Linked DNA regions of Homo sapiens: region 2 is linked to region 1. A link is a loop called in an ENCODE intact Hi-C map of the cell type or tissue named here. Cell type or tissue: IMR-90. All regions are shown on one strand. Each heading gives the region's core, and the rest is flanking DNA. Links, peaks and the distances in the headings are about the cores only. Region 1 overlaps C2orf80 (chromosome 2 open reading frame 80). Region 2 overlaps PIKFYVE (phosphoinositide kinase, FYVE-type zinc finger containing).

The links. Peaks named below come from ENCODE experiments on the same cell type or tissue, not always from the same donor. Only the 100,000 strongest peaks of a DNase experiment are listed, where the experiment ranks them.
Region 2: it touches region 1 in a loop (2.6-fold over the local background); 6 of 110 quality-filtered maps call a loop at or near these places.

What each region holds. Positions count from the first base shown.
Region 1 is chr2:208,167,552-208,184,324 of GRCh38, forward strand. It overlaps C2orf80 (chromosome 2 open reading frame 80), which reads right to left. Exons shown (of 9, transcript NM_001099334.3): 4 at 15,414-15,496; 5 at 13,667-13,754; 6 at 13,194-13,265; 7 at 4,437-4,524; 8 at 3,394-3,512. Among named protein-coding and RNA genes, the nearest start is that of CRYGA, 12 kb to the left of the region's middle. In IMR-90, for the core only: a CTCF peak has its summit at 7,970 (motif pointing right); a DNase peak (open chromatin) is centred at 7,990.
Region 2 is chr2:208,349,712-208,352,211 of GRCh38, forward strand. PIKFYVE (phosphoinositide kinase, FYVE-type zinc finger containing) reads left to right here. Exons shown (of 42, transcript NM_015040.4): 36 at 313-372; 37 at 1,060-1,236; 38 at 1,641-1,744. Among named protein-coding and RNA genes, the nearest start is that of PTH2R, 56 kb to the right of the region's middle. In IMR-90, for the core only: no CTCF peak of the experiment used is centred there; a DNase peak (open chromatin) is centred at 1,090; H3K27ac peaks cover 200 bases.

The sequences.
Region 1 (16,773 bases), core at 6,794-9,293:
CTGTTTCCCAGAACACTGAGGGTTTTGTTTGTTTGTTTGTTCTGAGACAGAGTCTCGCTCTGTTGCCCAGGCTGGAGTGCGCTGGTGCAATCTCGGCTTAGTACAACCTCTGCCTCCTGGGTTCAAGCAATTCTCATGCCTCAGTCTCCCTAGTAGCTGGGATTATAGGCGTGCACCACCACACCCAGCTAATTTTTGTATTTTTAGTAGAGATGGGGTTTGCCATGTTGTTCAGGCTGGTCTTGAATGCCTGACCTCAAGTAATCTGCTCTCCTTGGCCTCCCAAAGTGCTGGAATTATAGGCATGAGCCATCGTGCCTGGCTGTGATTTTTTTTTTTTTAATAATTTCCTCTTTTCTCTTACTCTATGAAGAAATTCGGTGGCTGGAAATAAATAAAAAATTCTGAATAAGGCATTGTTTTATCTTGAGGTTAAAAAAATTGTTCTTCAGCTAAAAGACATATAATATCTGCAAGCCAAAAAGGAAAAACAGTAAGCTCAAATATTTAAAATGAAAATCTTCTTCAAATACCAAGCTGTGAAAGCATGTTTTTCATCCATTTAATAAAATACTTATTCCTTTAATATAGAAAGAATTCTAACAAACCAGTGAGACATACATATATGTATGTTTATATGTATATGTGTAGCAAATAATTAAATACCATAAGAAATATTAACAGTGGTTATTTCTGAAAAGTGGGACAGGGGTGTGAAGAAGAGGGAGTTCTTTTGCTTTTCATTTTATATTTTTTGTCTGGCTTGAAAATTTTACTTATAAGTGTGTACACTATTAAAATTTTTAAAACTAGTTTAAAAGATACATTACCCAAGAGTTGGGCCGGGCGCGGTGGCTCAAGCCTGTAATCCCAGCGCTTTGGGAGGCCAAGGCGGGCAGATCGCGAGGTCAGGAGATCGAGACCACGGTGAAACCCCGTCTCTACTAAAAATACAAAAAATTAGCCGGGCGTGGTGGCGGGCGCCTGTAGTCCCAGCTACTCGGGAGGCTGAGGCAGGAGAATGGCGTGAACCCGGGAGGCGGAGCTTGCAGTGAGCCAAGATTGCGCCACTGCACTCCAGCCTGGGCGACAGAGCAAGACTCCGTCTCAAAAAAAAAAAAAAAAAAGAGTTGGAAAAAATGCCTAAAGTGCACAAATAATAAAGTGTGAAAGAAAAAACACAAACGAGTTTTCTGTCGCTTGATTATTAAGAAAGGGCTTTTCTGGAAGGGATTCATCTCAGGACCTGGGGCCCTACTAAAACATGGGCATTTGTTCTTTCGACACTCCTGGGCTCGCAAGCATCAATCAGCCTATAGAAAGGTCTGGTCCCCAGAACTGAGCCTTTGATCACTATAGACAGGGCACAGAGATTTGAGAACCGTCACCTAAGGACTATTCGCTTACTACCTACTGCCAATTCACTAAATAAAAATTGTTACTGAATCTCTGCTGCCTGCGAAGTACTTTATATACATGTGAGAAATACTAAGGAAATAAAAGATATGCTTCCATCAAGAATCAAAAAATCTTCATTGGTTGTGGAAGAAAATATATATGGAACAAAATTATATTTAAAAATAAGATACCAATGAGTAATCTTTAGAGGTAGGTTTTCCTTACATAGGGTCCATTGATGAGGCTTGCGGGGGGTGTCTATAAACCCCTGTTTCAGAGATCTTTTTGTGTGTGTGTGTGATTAAGTTTAAAGTCTAGATTGTGTGTGTGTGTGTGTGTGTGTGTGATTTTTGGAGTTGTTACTGTTTTTTCATTGTTGTTTTGTTTTGCTCTCTAAAACTTGCTGCTTCCAAACACGTATAAAAAATGACCTCATTTTTCAAATTCTTCAAAAAATTCTTCAGAAACAAAGATATGGTTCTAGAAAGTCTAATACCTTCGGCCGGGCACAGTGGCTCACGCCTGTAATCCCAGCACTTTGGGGGGCTGAGGCAGGAGTTTGAGACCAGCCTGGACAACATGGTGAAACCCCACCTCTACTGAAAATACAAAAATTAGCCGGGTGTGGTGGTGCATACCTGTAATCCCAGCTACTCGGGAGGCTGAGGCAGGAGAATCGCTTGAACTCGGGAAGTGGAGGTTGCAGTAAGCTGAGATTGTGCCATTGCACTCGAGTGTGGGTGACAGAGTGAGACTCTGTCTCAAAAAAAAAAAAAAAAGGAAAAGAAAAAAAGAAAAGAAAATCTAATACCTTCAAATCTTATTATAGCAAATATGTTTGAAGGAAAATTGAATATGGTGATAATTTCCCCAAATAGTGCAGTTGTTCTGTTATCAGAATAACATTTATTAAAACCCTGATATGACCAAAGAATTCAATCAGTTCCTAAAGCAGTTGCTATGATAAGGTTACATTTCTAATTAATCAGATATAAGGGACAGAGAAGACAGTTTGCCTCTGAAATCTGAATAAATCCTAAGCCTCATGTAGTCCAGTCTATTCAGAGATTCAATTTAAAAATGCATGGTACAACAGCCAAACTAAATAAAAATAAAATTTAAATTGTCACTTGTTTCCTGATGCAAACCCAATCATAAGTCAGTATATCAGTTCTCAAAGTTCCCTTCCCCGTTTTCTACCTTACAGCCTTCCAGCATATCTAACATCTCTCATTCAACAAAACTCTAAAATATCCCAGAATCCCAGACACCCACCCTGTACCACTTTTCTGATTCTCTCCCCGCTCAGCTTTTATTCTGTTGATCAGAGAAGTCTCTCTGACTTCTTAAATTTTCTCTTCACTTTGCACATTACAGCTGAGAGCCCAGAGCTGGAAGAACAAAGAGCCCTCCTCCCTTTCTCCTTTCTTTCCAACCCTGTCCATCTCCGACCATTCTCTGAATTCCACCACAAATAAATCAGGAATCAGATGGACAGGGGAGGAGCAGGGGAGACTTTAAGCAGGAAAAAAGAAAATTATTATTGCTGAGAGAGGGATCAAGGATAGAAACATTTGGGATACAGAAATTAATACAAACTTTCTCCTCAACATGCTTATTTGCATCAACAGAGTAACAGCCAATTAACTTGTGGATAGTATTTTTCAAATGCTGAAAAGATAATAATAGCTAGTATTTATTTGGGGTTTACTCCATGCTAAGCACTGTTCTAACCTTTTAACATGAATAATCTCAGTTAATCACCCCAACAAGCTTAAGAGGTAGATATCATTATTCTTCCATTTTGCAGATGAGGAAACTAAGGCACAGAGAGTTTAAGTATCTTGCCTGATGTCCCATAGCTGGTAAGCAGTCGGCTCTAGATTCAAACCCAGAGCACCTGACTCCAAAGGCTAGACTTTTAACCACGGTATCAGGAAAGTACTCCCAAAATAGCTGGTATCAGTTTGGTCCAATTTACAATCTCACACCTACTTTGTGCTTTGGCTGTGTGTCTGAAAACCTTTGTGATGATTTCCATTCTGTGGCATTTGCTTCCTTTGCAGAGATGCTGGTGGCATTTTTATTTGTTGTTACCTTTCTTGACTTGACACCTACAGACAGATGCAGTAACCATATCTGTATATAAAACTTTTTTAAAAATGTGTCCATCCAAAGTTTCATTTAATTTCATTTCACTAATTAATTATTTTTGAGACAGGGTCTCACTTTGTCACTCAGGCTGGAGTGCAGTGGTTCCATCACGGCTCATTGCAGCCTCCACTTCCTGGGCTCTAACAATCCTCCCAACTCAGCCTCCTGAGTAGGTGGGACTAGAGGAGGGTGCCACCATGGCCAGCTATTTTATTTATTTATTTATTTATTTTTGAGATGGAGTTTCACTCTTGTTGCCCAGGCTGGAGTGCAGTGGCGCAATCTCAGCTCACTGCAACCTCTGCCTCCCAGATTCAAGCGATTATCTCGCCTCAGCCTCCTGAGTAGCTGGGATTACAGGCGCCTACCACCACACCCAGCTAATTTTTGTATTTTTAGTAGAGATAGGGTTTCACCGTGTTGGCCAGGCTGGTCTCAAACTCCTGAACTCAGGTGATCTGCCCGCCTCGGCCTCCCAAAGTGCTGGGATTACAGGCATGAGCCACTGTGCCCGGCTTATTTTTGTAGGGATGAAGTTTCACTAAGTTTCCCAGGCTGGTCTCAAACTTCTGGGCACACAAGAGATCCTTCCAGCCCAGCCTCCCAAAGTGCTGGGATTACCAGTGTGAGCCAGCCCACTCACAGTTTTAGATCCTTTGCTTTTGGAGTGCTTTGCTCCCATCACCAAAGCATCTGAGAAACAAGACTTCCTTGATTTCAGTAATGGAGGGAAATCAAGCCCTAAGAGCCCCTGGTTCTTTTAAATTCAACCAGACATAGAAATCTAATTCCCATTACAATTTTGACCTTACCTGGTGAGCCTACTTCCTAATTTCCTAGTTTGACTTACATTCCTCTAAGCAGGTGAAAGTAACCAGGCTTACTCTGTTTGCGGGCGTATGCTGCTGCTTTGGGTGCTGTTAACATGGCAAAGGGGTGCAAGGAGAGGCAGAGAGATGAAACTCGGGGAACCTGAAAGGAAAACAGTCCTACTTTTAAAATCTGTCCATCATCTGCGGCATGAACACCTGCTAGTCACAGCATTTGGCCTATTTAATCAACTCAGAATCCTTGAGTCCAATTGTTGAGTACTGTCCAACGGACACACTGTCCACAGTCCATTGATGGGGCACGTGAAGTATATGAACGTGAACTTGCACACATGGCCTTTTGTTCCTGTACTTGGTTCCCATTTCCTAGAATGCCCTGTCATGCACAGACACTCTTCACATAGTTCCCTTTATAGCCATTTCCTCCTTTTCTGCCTAGAGGCACCTACCTCTCTTTTATCATGTAGCTCAAATATGACCCCTTCCGAGAAATGTATCCTGATGTCCTCCCACACCCACTCTCCCTTGCTGGCACAGTTCCCCCTGCCTACCCAATGCAGAATTGTTGGTTCACTCATCTGGCCCAAAGTCTTTAACAGGCACTTTACAGAGGAAGAAATATATGAATAGTTGTCCATTGGTAATCAGGGGGAATGCAAATTTAAACCACAGTGAAATACCATAATACACTTAACAGACTGACAAAACTGAAAAAGCCAGTATAGATAACCTGCATTGCTGGTAGAAATAGAATTGGTACAACCATTTTGGAAAGCAGTTTAGCTTTATGTAGAGAGTTGAAGATGCTTATACCCATGGCTTAGCAATTTCATTCCTAGGCATATACCATACAGAAACTCTTTTGCCGTGCAATGCTTCTTGCTTTTGCAAGAGATAACTTGGCCAGGCGCAGTGGGTCATGCCTGCAATCCCAGCTCTTTGGGAGGCTGAGGCGGGTGAATCATCTGAGGTCAGGAGTTCAAGACCAGCCTGGCCAACATGGCAAAACCCCGCCTCTACTAAAAATACAAAAAAATTAAGCGAGTGTGGTAGTGGATGCCTGTAATCCCAGCTACTCGGGAGGCTGAGGCAGGGGAATTGCTTGAACCCAGGAGGCAGAGGTTGCAGTGAGCCGAGATTGCGTCACTGCACTCCAGCCTGGGCAACAAGAGTTAAAACCTCATCTCAAAAAAAAAAAAAAAAAAAAAAAACTCAAGTGCCTGAAATGGAAAAATAGATGACAACATTGTGGTATATTCCTAGAGTGGAATACTGTATGTAGTGAAAAGAAACTATAGCTATGTTAGCTATGTGCAGCAGTATTAATAAGTTTCTGAAACATAATGTTGAATGAAAAAAGAAAGACATTAAATGACACATTTGCTAATATCCTATTTATAAAAACTCAAGGCTGGGTGTGGAGGCTCAAGCGTGTAATCTCAGCACTTTGGGAGGCCAAGGCGGGCAGATCACAAGGTCAGGAGATCGAAACTATCCTGGATAACACTGTGAAAACCCGTGTCTACTAAAAATACAAAAAAATTAGCCAGGCGTGGTGGTGGGCACCTGTTGTACCAGCTACTTGGGAGGCTGAGGCAGGAGAATGGTGTGAACCCGGGAGGCGGAGCTTGCCGTGAGCCGAGATCGTGCCACTGCACTCCAGCCTGGGCGAGAGAGCGAGACTCCATCTCAAAAAAACAAAAACAAAAACAAAACACCAAAACTCAAAAAATGTGCAAAATTAAACAATATATAGATTAGAAATGCATATGTGGTAAAACTATAAAGAAGTAAAAGATAGTAATCAACACATAATTCAAACTAGTGGTAACCTAGGGCGAAAGGAAGGGTATGAGACAGGAGAGGGTATGCAGAGAGCTTTAAAGCTGTTAATACTGTTCCATTTTACACACTTGGATTTGTTTGTTTGCTTGGTCTTTGTCTTTTAAATATATATTGGTAAGTGTTCATTTGGACACAATTAATATTGAAAGTGTGTTTTTAATCCCTCATTTACTATTATTATTATTAATTTTTGAGACAGGGCCTCACCCTGTCACCCAGGCTGGAGTGCAGTGGCGAGATCTTGGCTCCCAGCAGCCTCCACCTCCCAGGCTCAAATGATCCTCCCATCTCGACCTCCCAAGAAGCAGGGACTGTAGACACACAACACCATGCCTGGCGAATTTTTGTATTTTTTGGTATAGACAGGTTTTTGCCACGTTGCCTAGGTTGGTCTCGAACTCCTGGGCTCAAGTGATTCTCCTGCCTCAGCCTCTTAAAGGGCTGGGACTACAGATACTGCGCCTGGCCAATTCCTCATGATTAAGATCTGTCAATATTGAACTTTTGTTTAAAACATAGGTCCCTCCCCTTATCATGAAAACATTTTAAAATTTCTGCACAATTCGGTCTGAGTCAGCATCCTCCAAAAAGAGAAGATGCTTGGCAAATTACTGGAGTAAGTGTGAGAGGGTGGAAGCCAGGCCTATCACGAAGGGACCAGGTTGCTATCAGGAGGAAGGAGGGTGGTCATCCCGAGTGGGGGCGAACTTGGAAATAACAGCACTAATATGGAAGGTCCCCTGGTGCCACCATCGTGTGCTCGATACGTGCAGTCTCACTGAGTCCTCAGAGTGATCAGGTGTGTTTGGGTAAGTGTAATCATGCCTGTTTAGACATGCCTATTTACATATGGGGAAATTGGGAATCAGAGAGAAATAACTTATCCGAAGACACACAGCTAGCAAGTGACAAAGCTGGGACTGGACATCAGTCTGTTTGCCTGTGACATGCCCTGGACTTGGATGTCAGTTAGGATGGACTCGAATGATAGCCAGTCAGACGCCGGGGTCCGGCTGCATGAAGAAAGAAGGAAAGCAGAGGTTCTAGTGCTGTCTGACCACCTGCCTTTGTCTCTTTCCTCTTTCTGATGTGCTCATTTCCACTCTCTCTGTCTCCCTCTTTCTCCATCAAATGGAGCTGAAGAATATTTTTATTTTTGTTCGATTTGTTGAAGGAAGATTTATGTTCTCTTTTCTTCAGGTTAAAATCGAATAAGACATGGTCGGGCGCGGTGGCTCAGCCTGTAATCCCAGCTCTTTTGGAGGCCGAGGGGGGTGGGTGGATCAGTTGAGGTCAGGAGTTCAAAACCAGCCCTGCCAACGTGGCAAAACCTCGTCTCTATTAAAAATTCAAAAAAAGTAGCCGTGCGCAGTGGCGCGCACCTGTAATTCCAGCTACTCGGGAGGCTGAGGCGAGAGAATCACTTGAACCCCGGGGGGGGGGGGGGCGGAGGTTGCAGTGAGCCAAGATCACACCACTGCACTCAAGCCTGCGTGACAGAGTGAGACTCTGTCTTAAAAAAAAAATGAGTAAGACATTTTATATTTATCCGGGGCTAGTTGTCAATAACTCTCACTTGCGTAAGGTCTTTAGTTGAATTTTTTCTATGAGTCCAGAATCCTCAGCAGAAAAAAGCTCCCAATCAGCAAAAAGCAGTTCCCTCTCAGGAGGGAGAACCCGAGGCTAACAGAGTAGGTGAGCAATCCCGCGCCTATGACTCCTTTCTACCATCAGGTGGCAGCACATAATCCCGGAGAAAGCCATCCAGCCTAGCACAGTACCCATATTGTGTCATGCGGCCAATTCCAGTTGCAGGAAATTCTTCATAATCTGATTAGTATTCAACAGAGTTTTAAGCTTTTGCTTGGGAAGGATTTTAGCTGTTGCTTAGGAGACATTTTATCGGAAGGAATCATTCAGATATATGTAGCAATTAAAGAAGAATCTCTTGCAATATCGTTTTTTTTTTTAAAAAACTCTAGTTAAAACCATTTTTTGAAATTATGTTAAATTCCAAAAGACTCTTTTAAAATAGGTTTACCGTTCAGTCTTTGAAATGCTACATTGCTATCGAGAGGTCCTGCTAATGCCTAATTCAAAATGTGGCAAAAGTCCCTGTGTGCAGCTGATGTGTAGCTCCAAGAGTAAGGCCTGAACTGGCGTTCTGGAGGCGGGGAGCTTGTGAGGCTCACGGGGCAGATCCTCAGGCTCTTAGACTCTTGTATTGGTAATTCAAATTACGCCCTCTGTGATCACTGGTTGTCCAAAAGAGGCAAAGTTTACATTGTGTTAATAATACACGTGGATGCTTGATTAGCTATTTAATTTTTGAATATTTAGAGCAGTGGTTCTCAATCTCATGTGATTTTGCCTCCCTGGGGACATTTGGCAAAGTCTAGAGACATTTTTTTTTTTGAGACGGAGTCTCCCTCTGTTGCCCAAGCTGGAGTTCAGTGGCACTATCTCCACTCACTGCCACCTCTGCCTCCTGGGTTCCAGCAATTCCCCTGCCTCAGCCTCCTGAGTAGCTGGGATTACAGGAGCCCACCACCACACCCGGCTAATTTTTGTATTTTTAGTAGAGATGGGGTTTCACCATGTTGGCCAGGCTGGCCTCGAACTCCTGACCTCAAGTGATCCGCCCGCCTCGGCCTCCCAAAGTGCTGGGATTACTGGCGTGAGCCACGGCACCTGGCCGACATTTTTGTCACAACTGGCGAGAAGCTCCTTGCATCTAATGGGCAGAGGCCAAGGATGCTGTGAAACATCCCACAATGCACAGGACAGCCCCAGAACTCCATTCCCTGAGTAGCAGAACTTTAATTAAAGCTATTATTTGGAGGTTACCATGGGCCAAACACTAAGGGCTTCACTGATTCTAACTTACTTCATTCCCACGACAACCCCATCTTTGCGTCCCTGTTTTTACAAATGAAATTGAGAATTACAGAGGTTAGAACATTTGCCCAGAATTATTCTGCTTGTAAGTGTGGAGCTGGGATTCAAACCCAGGAGGCCAGGCTTTGGAATCCTAGTGCTTAACATTACACAACCTGCCTCTCAGATAATATATCTATATATATACTATATATACATATGTATACATAGGTGTATATATATACATATCTGTGTATACATATCTGTATACATATGTATACATATCTGTATACATATCTGTATACATATGTATACATATATACAGAAATGTATATGTATACATATATACATATATACAGATACATATATACAGATATAGTACACATATATACTATATACATATGTATACATATACGTATATAGATAATGTATACATATATAGTAGTATAGTAATCAATGGCTCGATTTTATATATATACATACATATATATTATATATAGTGTGTGCATATATATGTGTATATGTAATATACATTATATTATATATTATAATATATATAATCGAGCCATCATTCACATCACATAGCAATAAACAAAATACAAGCGGCCAGACGTGGTGGCTCACGCCTGTAATCCCAGCACTTTGGGAGGCTGAGGTGGGTGGATCACCTGAGATCAGGAGTTCGAGAACAGCCTGACCAACATGGCGAAACCCCATCTCTACTAAAAATACAAAATTAGCCAGGCGTGGTAACGCATGCCTGTAATTCCAGCTACTCAGGAGGCTGAGGCAGGAGAATCACTTGAACCCGGGAGGCGTAGGTTGCAGTGAGCCGAGATTGCACCACTGCACTCCAGCCTGGGCAACAATAGGGAAATTCCATCTCAAGAAAAAAACAAACAAACAAACAAAAACTAAAACACAAAACAAATACAAGCCTTTAAAAAAAAGTCAGCCTCTGTGATAATATTATCTCTTTCTGTTTAGAGCTGGTTATTGTCACTGATTGTGAGAATGGGGACTATGTGTCACTGAACAGAGAAGGTGCTGAACAAAGGCTCTTTAATGAATAAATGAGTGATCAGATGGATAGGTAGAGATTGGTTGGTCCACTTCTACATGGCCTGTCTTCCCCTTCTAGCACCTTTATTTATTTATTTATTTATTTATTTATTTTTTATTTTTTTTGAGACAGAGTTTTGCTCTGTTGCTCAGGCTGGAGTGCAGTGGCACAATCTGGGCTCACTGCAACCTCTGCCTCCCAGGATATCCTGCCTCAGCCTCCCAAGTAGCTGAGATTACAGGCATGCACCACCACGCCCCGCTAATTTTTTGTGTTTTTAGTAGAGATAGGATTTCACCGTGTTGGCCAGGCTGGTCTCAAACTCCTGACCTCAGGTGATCCACCCACCTCTGCCTCCTAAGGTGCTGGTATTACAGGCATGAGCTACCGCGCCCAGCCTTCTAGCAACTTTAAATGAACCTGATTTATCTGAGCTACTCAGACACCCATGTTTGCAAACCTTCTTGACTGATAACCCAGCCAAACCTGGAGGGGTCCACAGTGCCATCCTCTCTAGGATGTGTTTTTCCATATTAGTCTTTTAGCCATGTGAGTTGGGACCAACTAGTCAGATGTGCTGATGCCTTTCTAGACCTCTCCCAGGTACCAGAAGGTGACAGGGAGAAAACAGTGACTGAAACAGAAGGGTTTGGGGCTCAGGCTTGTGTGTATATGTGCTGAGGGGTAGGGGAAAAGGAGAAAGGGCAGCCTAGAAGGGAGAAAGCTGCAGAAAAAGACAAGCAGGAATAAAGCAGTATGATTTGCTTGGCTATCCAAGGAACACAGAGAGCTGAGCTTTCTTTGAAAACCAAGAACAGCTTGATCTCTGAGGAGCGTCAGGCCTGGGGTGGCTTATATCTCAAACAAGGTAAGCTCCAATATAGGATATAAGATCTATAAGAAAAGTAATCTTGGCTGGGTGTGGTGATGCATGCCTGTAATCCCAGCATTAGGGGAGGCCAAGGTGGGAGGATCGCTTGAGCCCAGGAGTTCAAGACCAGCCTGTGGAACATAGGGAGACCCCCATCCCTAAAATTTTTTTTTAATTGTTTTTTGAGATGGAGTTTCTGCTCTTGTTGTCCAGGCTGGAGTGCAGTGGCATGATCTCAGCTCACTGCAACGTCCGTCTTCCGGGTTCAAGAGATTATCCTGCCTCAGCCTCCCTGGTAGTTGGGATTACAGGCGACCGCCACCACACCTGGCAAATTTTTTGTATTTTTAGTAGAGTTGGGGTTTCACCATGTTGGCCAGGCTAGTCTCAAACTCCCGACCTCAGGTGATCCACCCACCTTGGCCTCCCAAAGTTCTGGGATTACAGGCATGAACCACTGCAAACGGCCTGCAAAAAAGTTTTTAAAAAGTTATCTTGTCTGACTTGCTCACCACTGTATCCCCTGCACCTACAATTATACTGAATGAACAGATGAGTGAATGAATGAGTGAGTGAATGAATGAAGTGAGTTGAAACTAGAGGGATCAGAGAGAAAGTTCTGATTTTCACAATGATCAAGGGCATTTGAGTCTCAGGACTACAGTCAGGTTACATATGGATTAAAGTGATAGGAAAGTTGGTTTCAATGTAAACACTTGACTTCTAAGGTGGACCTGGTGGGCTCTTGAACTCTACATGACCCCACTGCTTGCACAATGACCTGCAGTAAAAGAATAAGGGAGGCAGGCATTCCTGTGGCCACAGCCTTGCCCCTGCCCTGCCCTCCCTTCTGAATCCAGGTGGGGGCAGGGAAAGCCACAGTGTGAGCAGAAGACCTGGGCGTGAGGACGTTGGTGCCCCCCTTCCCCCCTCCCACTGCATGGCCCTCGCCACCTCACCTTCCCTTTCCTCTTGCCTCTTCTGGAGGTATCCAAAGGTGAAGGGATCAGTAGTTCACCTCTAAATAGCAGTTCATATTTAAATGTTTACTTAATGTTCATACATTTACAAGTGGCAAAAATGGAAGTGGTCTTAAAAATTATTCAGAACACCCTTTTTTTTTTTTTAAGATCAGTCATATGGAGGCCCGAAAGGGGAAAGGGACGCATCTAGGGTTTCATAGTAGTGGAGTCAGAACTCAAACCCAGGTCTCTGAACTCCCAGGTCATTGCTGCTTCTACTGTTAATGATTTCAAAGTAGTTTCATGGGAGGAGCTGAGAGTGGAGCTCACACCTATAGTCCAGCTACTTAGGAGGCTGAGGCCAGGATTTCGAGGATTACTGGATTACCAGGAATTTGAGACCAGCAGTGAGACCCGTCTTTAAAAAATGTAGTAGTGTTGTGGGAAAGGAAGATGTATCAGCAGTAAACTAGGGAATTTGTCATGAGAATGAGCCTTGTGGATCTTGTCCTAGTTCTAGAAGATATAGTACATCATAGAAGGGAACTGTGTGGACCTACCAGATCTACATTACAAAAAGTGTACGTGAAAAATTACATTTATTAGAAACAGAGCAGAGGTTGGCATGGTGGCTCATACCTGTACTCCAGTATTTTAGGAGGCCAAGGCAAGCAGATCACTTGAGGCCAAGAGTTTGAGACCAGCCTGGTCAACATGGCAAAACCCCATCTCTACCAAAAAATACAAAAATTAGCCGGGTGTGGTGGTGCATGCCTGTAGTCCCAGCTACTCAGGAGGCTGACGCACGAGAATTCCTTGAACCCAGGAGGCAGAAGTGCAGTGAGCCGAGATCGCACCACTATACTCCAGCCAGGGTGACAGAGTGAGACTCTGTCTCAAAAAAAAAAAACAAAACCACAACAGAGTAAAGTTTTGCCCCCAAGCCTGGTACTCATTGCTGCCCCTTCTCAGCCGTACACAAGATACATTTGTTATTACTGCATGGTCTTTTACATATGAAAGGCATTTCACACACGTTATTCAAGTAAGAAATGGTTATGTCTGGTTTTGTACATTTTGATGTAAAACTGTTATTTCATAATTGATGTCTGAAAATACAACATTATACATTTATACACTAAATAAATTATCTCTAAAAATCCCTTCTATTGACAATCCCAGGTCACCCTTACCTTGATGGTACCAGAATCGGCAGAAGAATCAGCCCCATAAATTTTAAAGACTTCCTCAATCGGGATACTGTTCTGTTAAACAACAACAGCAATAACAAAGTATGATCATACCATGGCTTTTCTTTTATTATAAAACAAAGCTAATATAGCTCCAGTATGTCTAAAACTGTGCTTGGGTATCATAAGTATTAAATACAGTAAATAACTTCTGATCAATGGATAAATCAGTTTTCCAGATACCAATTAGTTGTGTCTCTCATTCTTTTCTTTTTTCTTTGCCTCTTAAATAAATGTTTTCACATACAGTGTAGAAGTTAGTCTTTTTATTACTTTAAAAAACGAAACATTTACTATCAATAACTCCTAAACATTTAGAAACATTGGTTGAAAAATAATGTAAATATTCATTACTGTAAAAATGCTCAGAGTAGATATGAAATATTCATATAGGCAGATAGTATTCTTTTCCTTACCATTAAGATTCCAGCATAAGATGATAAAATCATAGCTTCTCGTTCTCTACGATTTGGATATATGGGTCTGCCATGGAGTGGTATTTTCCTAATGGGGAATAGGAAATACAAGTGGAAGATTTATTCTTGTTCTTTTTGATGCCTGCTAAGGTTGTGATGATAATCGATAAGTAATCTGCAATGGCTGTGTGCTATCTGCTTATTTATATTAATAAAATTGGTATGATTGTTCCTCCATCGGTGAAATCCACACTTTGAATTTTTAATCTTCCAATAATGGTGATGAATTTGGCCTCATCTATCCATGTTTTCACAGCAATCAAAGATTGGCAGACTGGCCACTGTGGTGGATGTTGATGGTTTTGCAAACCATTATCCTTTCCCTTTCTTGTGACAATTTGCTTTGGGGGAACTACCTAACCCCACTGTAAGCCTATATGCTTCTAGGGAAGCTGACTACACCCCTAGATTCCAAAGATGAAAAACACACTGTGGACTGAGCTGTCAGCGTATTCCACCTCCCCTGCGCTGCCACTGTCCAACCCTAGACAAGCCAGGTAACAGCCACTGAGACACAATTGGGTGATTAAAAAAAAATATATCCACCCTTCCCCGATAATGAAATGGGCTGAAACTAGGAATGGTGTTCACCCTGAGGAAATGGAGTCAGGAGGTAGATCCAGATGACATTGTTTGAGTTTTGAATTAAACCATGCCTAACACAGTCCTACCCATGGACTTTTCAGATACAAGGGCAATAAAATCTACTCCCCAGCTTTTTTGCTTAAGGCTGTTCAAATTGGATTTTCAATTGGATTTTCAAATTGGTCATTACAGCTAAACCCTAACTGTTACAACTCTCTAGGATCAGGTGTGTAGTCCAGAGCCATTGAGTAGAAAAAAAATAACAGGCCTCCAGAATAAGCTATTTGATCCTGTCCTCATTAGTTCTGTGTTCTTACCAATTGAGTGAGTCTGCCTGAACACTCCCTATACATGACAGAAAATGCTGGTAATCCCAGAAAGAAAATTATTCTGCGCTTCAAACAGCTCAGCTCAGATACATGTCTGCCTAAATGCTTAAGAATTTGTTTGGTAGTCCTTAGGAAAAGGTTACAGTCTTTACCCATAGAACTGACTGTTTTAAATCATGGCATGTACATAGTAAAGCAGTCATGTTTCTAAGACAGAGCATTCTTTATTTTTGAGATGGAGTCTCACTCTGTTGCCCAGGCTGGAGTGAAGTGGCACAATCTTGGCTCACTGCAACCTCTGCCTCCTGGGTTCAAGTGATTCTCCTCTCCTGCCTCAGCCTCCTGAGTACAGGTGTGCGCCACCACGCTAGGCGAATTTTTGTATTTTTAATAGAGGCGAGGTTTTACCATATTGTCCAGGTTGGTCTTGAACTCCTGGCTTCAAGTAATGAGTCTGCCTCAGCCTCCCAGAGTGCTGGGATTACAGGCCTGAGCCACCGCGCCCGGCCCCTTAAGACACAACATTCTGTGCAAGAAAGTCTTTCATCTCACTGAAGTCAATTAGTATAGAGATGCAAAACATGGAAACATGTAACTTCTTCAAGTTGGCAACTGTTCAGGTTCCTCAGGTGTCTCGTTGAAGAGGGATATTCACCCAGTAGTGTTTTCAAATCAAAGTGCCTCATGATGGAAGATGTTAGGGCTGGAACTTCCTCTATCATTAATCATAGGCACAAATTAAAGAGGAAAGCAACAAACCTACTTCAACTTACAGTTCCTCCCACTCCAGCCAAGTTAAGTCTTCTGAGGGATCCAGCCATTGCAAAGCAACACTGATGGCCAAGTCATAGTGTGCCTGGGAGCAGGAAGCACAGAGAGCAAAGAAACAGGCTTAGACATTGGCCGAAGTACTCCCTGGACCCAATGACAATGGGACTGCTAAGCCTATTCTAGTCTGTCATGTCCAAAATGGGAAGGATCATTAGCTTTAATAACCTGATGCTCGGCCAGATTTTTTTTTTTTTTTCTGAGACCTCGCCTCACAGGGATGAATCAGCCAGAAATATTTTGGGATCTTGAGACATTAAATTTATTTCCACTAGAGCAGTTATCTGATTTCTGTGATTTGGAAAAGAAAGGAGAGATCAGTGAAGAATAATAAACTTGGAATCAGAAAATCTGGGCTCAAATCTAGGTATTGCCAACAACTCACGGAATATTCTTAGGTGAGTAACTGATGCTTTCTGGGCCTCAGTTTCCCTAAATTTTAACATAGTAAAAGGTAAGGGTGGGGGAACAGGGCTGCAGGGAACAATTTCTGATTCTGTGAGTAGAATGTCAGAAATGTGCTTCCAGGGGTACAGGGGCAGTGTGGTGGGAATTTGGAGGGATGGGCCGTTTTATGTCTACCTGGGGAGATAGCTAGAATCCCAAGAAGCTTCAGAGAGGGAAGCTGCATTGGAGCTGGGGCTTGTGGGATGAGAATGTCTACAGATGGGGAAGGAAATCACAGGTAGAGGAACTAGCATGAGGCAAGGACGGAGCGGGCGGGGAAGGGGGCAGACCTGAGTAAGTGACTTGCTGAGAGTTTCACACGCACGTATAGTAAAAAGCTGAGAACCAATGCGGAGGCTTATTTTTATCATGGTGACCACCTTTTCCTAGTAATTCCTAAGAGTTCTTGTTCAGTAAGCATATTTACCATTTGTCTATCAAAATATTCCTTCTCTCCTTTCAGTCCCCACACACAGAAAACGGAAGATTGGTTTTGTTTTTAATTTTTGTAGAGGCGTTCTGAAGTTTTAACATTTTTAAACGGTGGAATTATTTCTTCCAGGGACTGAACCAAACTGAACAGTGAACCTAAATGAATAAATAAACAGGAAGAATGGGACCATGACCAAATGTTGCAACCGGATCCAAAGTTTGATGCCTTGGCATCACTTGTTTGGTCATTTGAAATGCAAATTCCTAGGCCGCGGGGGCGCCCCCCTCACCCCCGCCCCCCTTCACCTCCTGAATCAAAACAGCCTTGTAATACGACCTCATTAAAGTTTGAGAAGCACTGCTCTAATCTACTTAATTTCTCTGTTTAATATGTGTACACAGAGAATAAGGCTTAACTATTTCCTT
Region 2 (2,500 bases), core at 1-2,500, 180 kb after region 1:
GGAAGTTCTTGGTATAAGAACTGAGTTACTATATTGCCACTGTAGGAATCATTCAGTTGTAAGAAAAAGTATTCAACCTAAATTCTCTATTTTTCTAATTTAAAAACTGAAATTCCAAAAAACATACATTTTTATTGTGATCATTTAGACAGTTTAATTGTATATCTTATGCTTGCTTGATAGTGACTTGAGTAGGATATTTTTACTTTTAATTTGCTAAGTTTTTTTGTTACATCAAGGAAAAAGGAAAGGACAAAATGAACTGATAATTACTCAAAACCTTGGCTTTACTAATGATATTAAACCTTTTAGATGAAGTAGATGGAGGAGATACACAAAAGAAGCAACTCATAAATCCTCATGTGGAACTTCGTAAGTATGAGATATTATATCATTGGTTTGGGGAGAGGGACTACAGTTGAGCCATCTCTATTATTTGAGAATTCTAGCTTCATACTAAATAAATGTCCCAGTTCTTGAAATGAATATTAAGTCTTTATGCTGACATGAGGTATATTTAATCAACAGTTTATAAAATATAAATTTAATTTATAAAGAAATTTAATCAAAAGTATAATTTATTTGTAAATTATGCTCTTATTTCTAATAGTTAAACATTTACTTATTATGTAATCTAGAGCCACAGAATTTTGACAGTTGCATTTAGAATTGTGTATATGTGTGCCAGAAACGTATTATCCAGAATAATATGTACAGTACATTTTAAGATATTTATTAAGAATTACTATAAAAGTACAATGATGTTAATATGGTAGGTAACAAGTGTAAAATTAGAACTGAGTCTTTTTTTTATGTGATTTTTATTTTTTTCTCTTTTTTTGGAAAGTATGTAAGGATGGTCATACGATGTTCTTTAATTCCCCCTGAAGATCAGTTTAACAAAATTGTGATAAATAGGGATTTGGATCTAACATGCAAAATGCCATCATGAAGAAACTTAAGTGGTTGCATTTGGCCAGGGTAGGGAGTGAGGGAGCGGAGGAGGAAAGATATTTTCTGAGTCATAAAGCTTTTTAAAAAAACTTCTGTTGTTTATAGAATTTTCAGATGCTAATGCCAAGTTTTACTGTCGGCTCTACTATGCGGGAGAGTTTCATAAGATGCGTGAAGTGATTCTGGACAGCAGTGAAGAAGATTTCATTCGTTCCCTCTCCCACTCATCACCCTGGCAGGCCCGGGGAGGCAAATCAGGAGCTGCCTTCTATGCAACTGAGGGTGAGCCTTTCTCATCGTTTATTGATTGGTTCAGTAGTCTTCATCTCTTTACCTCAGAAAATGCAGCAGGAAGGATATTGCTTAATAAGAACTTTCATAACTATGACTTACTAGTTTTAACAGAGGTGTTTATAAAGTTTTATTTAGTAGTTTTAAAAAGTAGATCTTCTAGAACTGAACTTAGATGTGTTATTGACAAAAGTAGAGGGTTTTTGACTATATAAATCCACAGGATCCCTTCAGTTAATTGAGAATTGTGTTCTGATCAAAATTTTCACTGTGACATTAGAAAATTCCCCTTAAAATCATAAAACAACCTAATCATTTAGGATCTTTGGAATGATGTGTTATAGATTACAGTATATATTGTGATTGAGTAAACACATAAAATTTCTGCCTTTTAGATGATAGATTTATTTTGAAGCAAATGCCTCGTCTGGAAGTCCAGTCCTTCCTCGACTTTGCACCACATTACTTCAATTATATTACAAATGCTGTTCAACAAAAGGTAGAAATCTAAAACCATGGTCTGTAATCAAAGTTTGGTGGCTTTTTTCACATCCTGAATCTTTCTGTTAGTCTATTCTTGTGTTGCTATAAAGAAATACCTGAGGCTGGGTAATTTGTAAAGAAAAGAGGTTTATTTGGCTCATAGTTCTGCAGGCTGTGTATACAAAGCATAGTGCTGGCGGCGTCTGTTTCTGGTGAGGGCCTCAGGAAGCTTACAGTCATGGTGGAAGGCAAGGGGAGCCAGCATGTCACATGGTGAGAGACGGAGCAAGAGAGCGGGGTTGGGGGTGGGGGAAAGTGCTGCATTCTTTTAACTAACCAGATCTTGCGTGAACTCAGAGCAAGAACTTATTACTGCAAGGACGGCACCAAGCCATGTATGAGGGTTCTGCTCCCATGACCCAAATACCTCTCACCAGGCCGCACCTCCAACATTGCAGATAACATTTCAACATGAGATTTGCAGGGGCAAACATCCAAACTGTAACAGTCCTAATGGCAGTTTTCTCTGTGGTAAGATATATGCAGGACACAAATTGATCTCTGTTATGCTATTGAGGTATTATAGGATTCAGAGATCTTAAACTATATATTTCCTGCGTTTGTTAGTGAGGAACCAAGTGATCTTGAGCAAGTTGCCTTTAATTAGTTTATATAAAAAATCACTTAAGACATTAAGACTGGATGAAATTAGGTGCACATTCAGTAGTTGGTAATTTTGCTGAGACTGAAATTTGAAACGTGTATTGAGAAA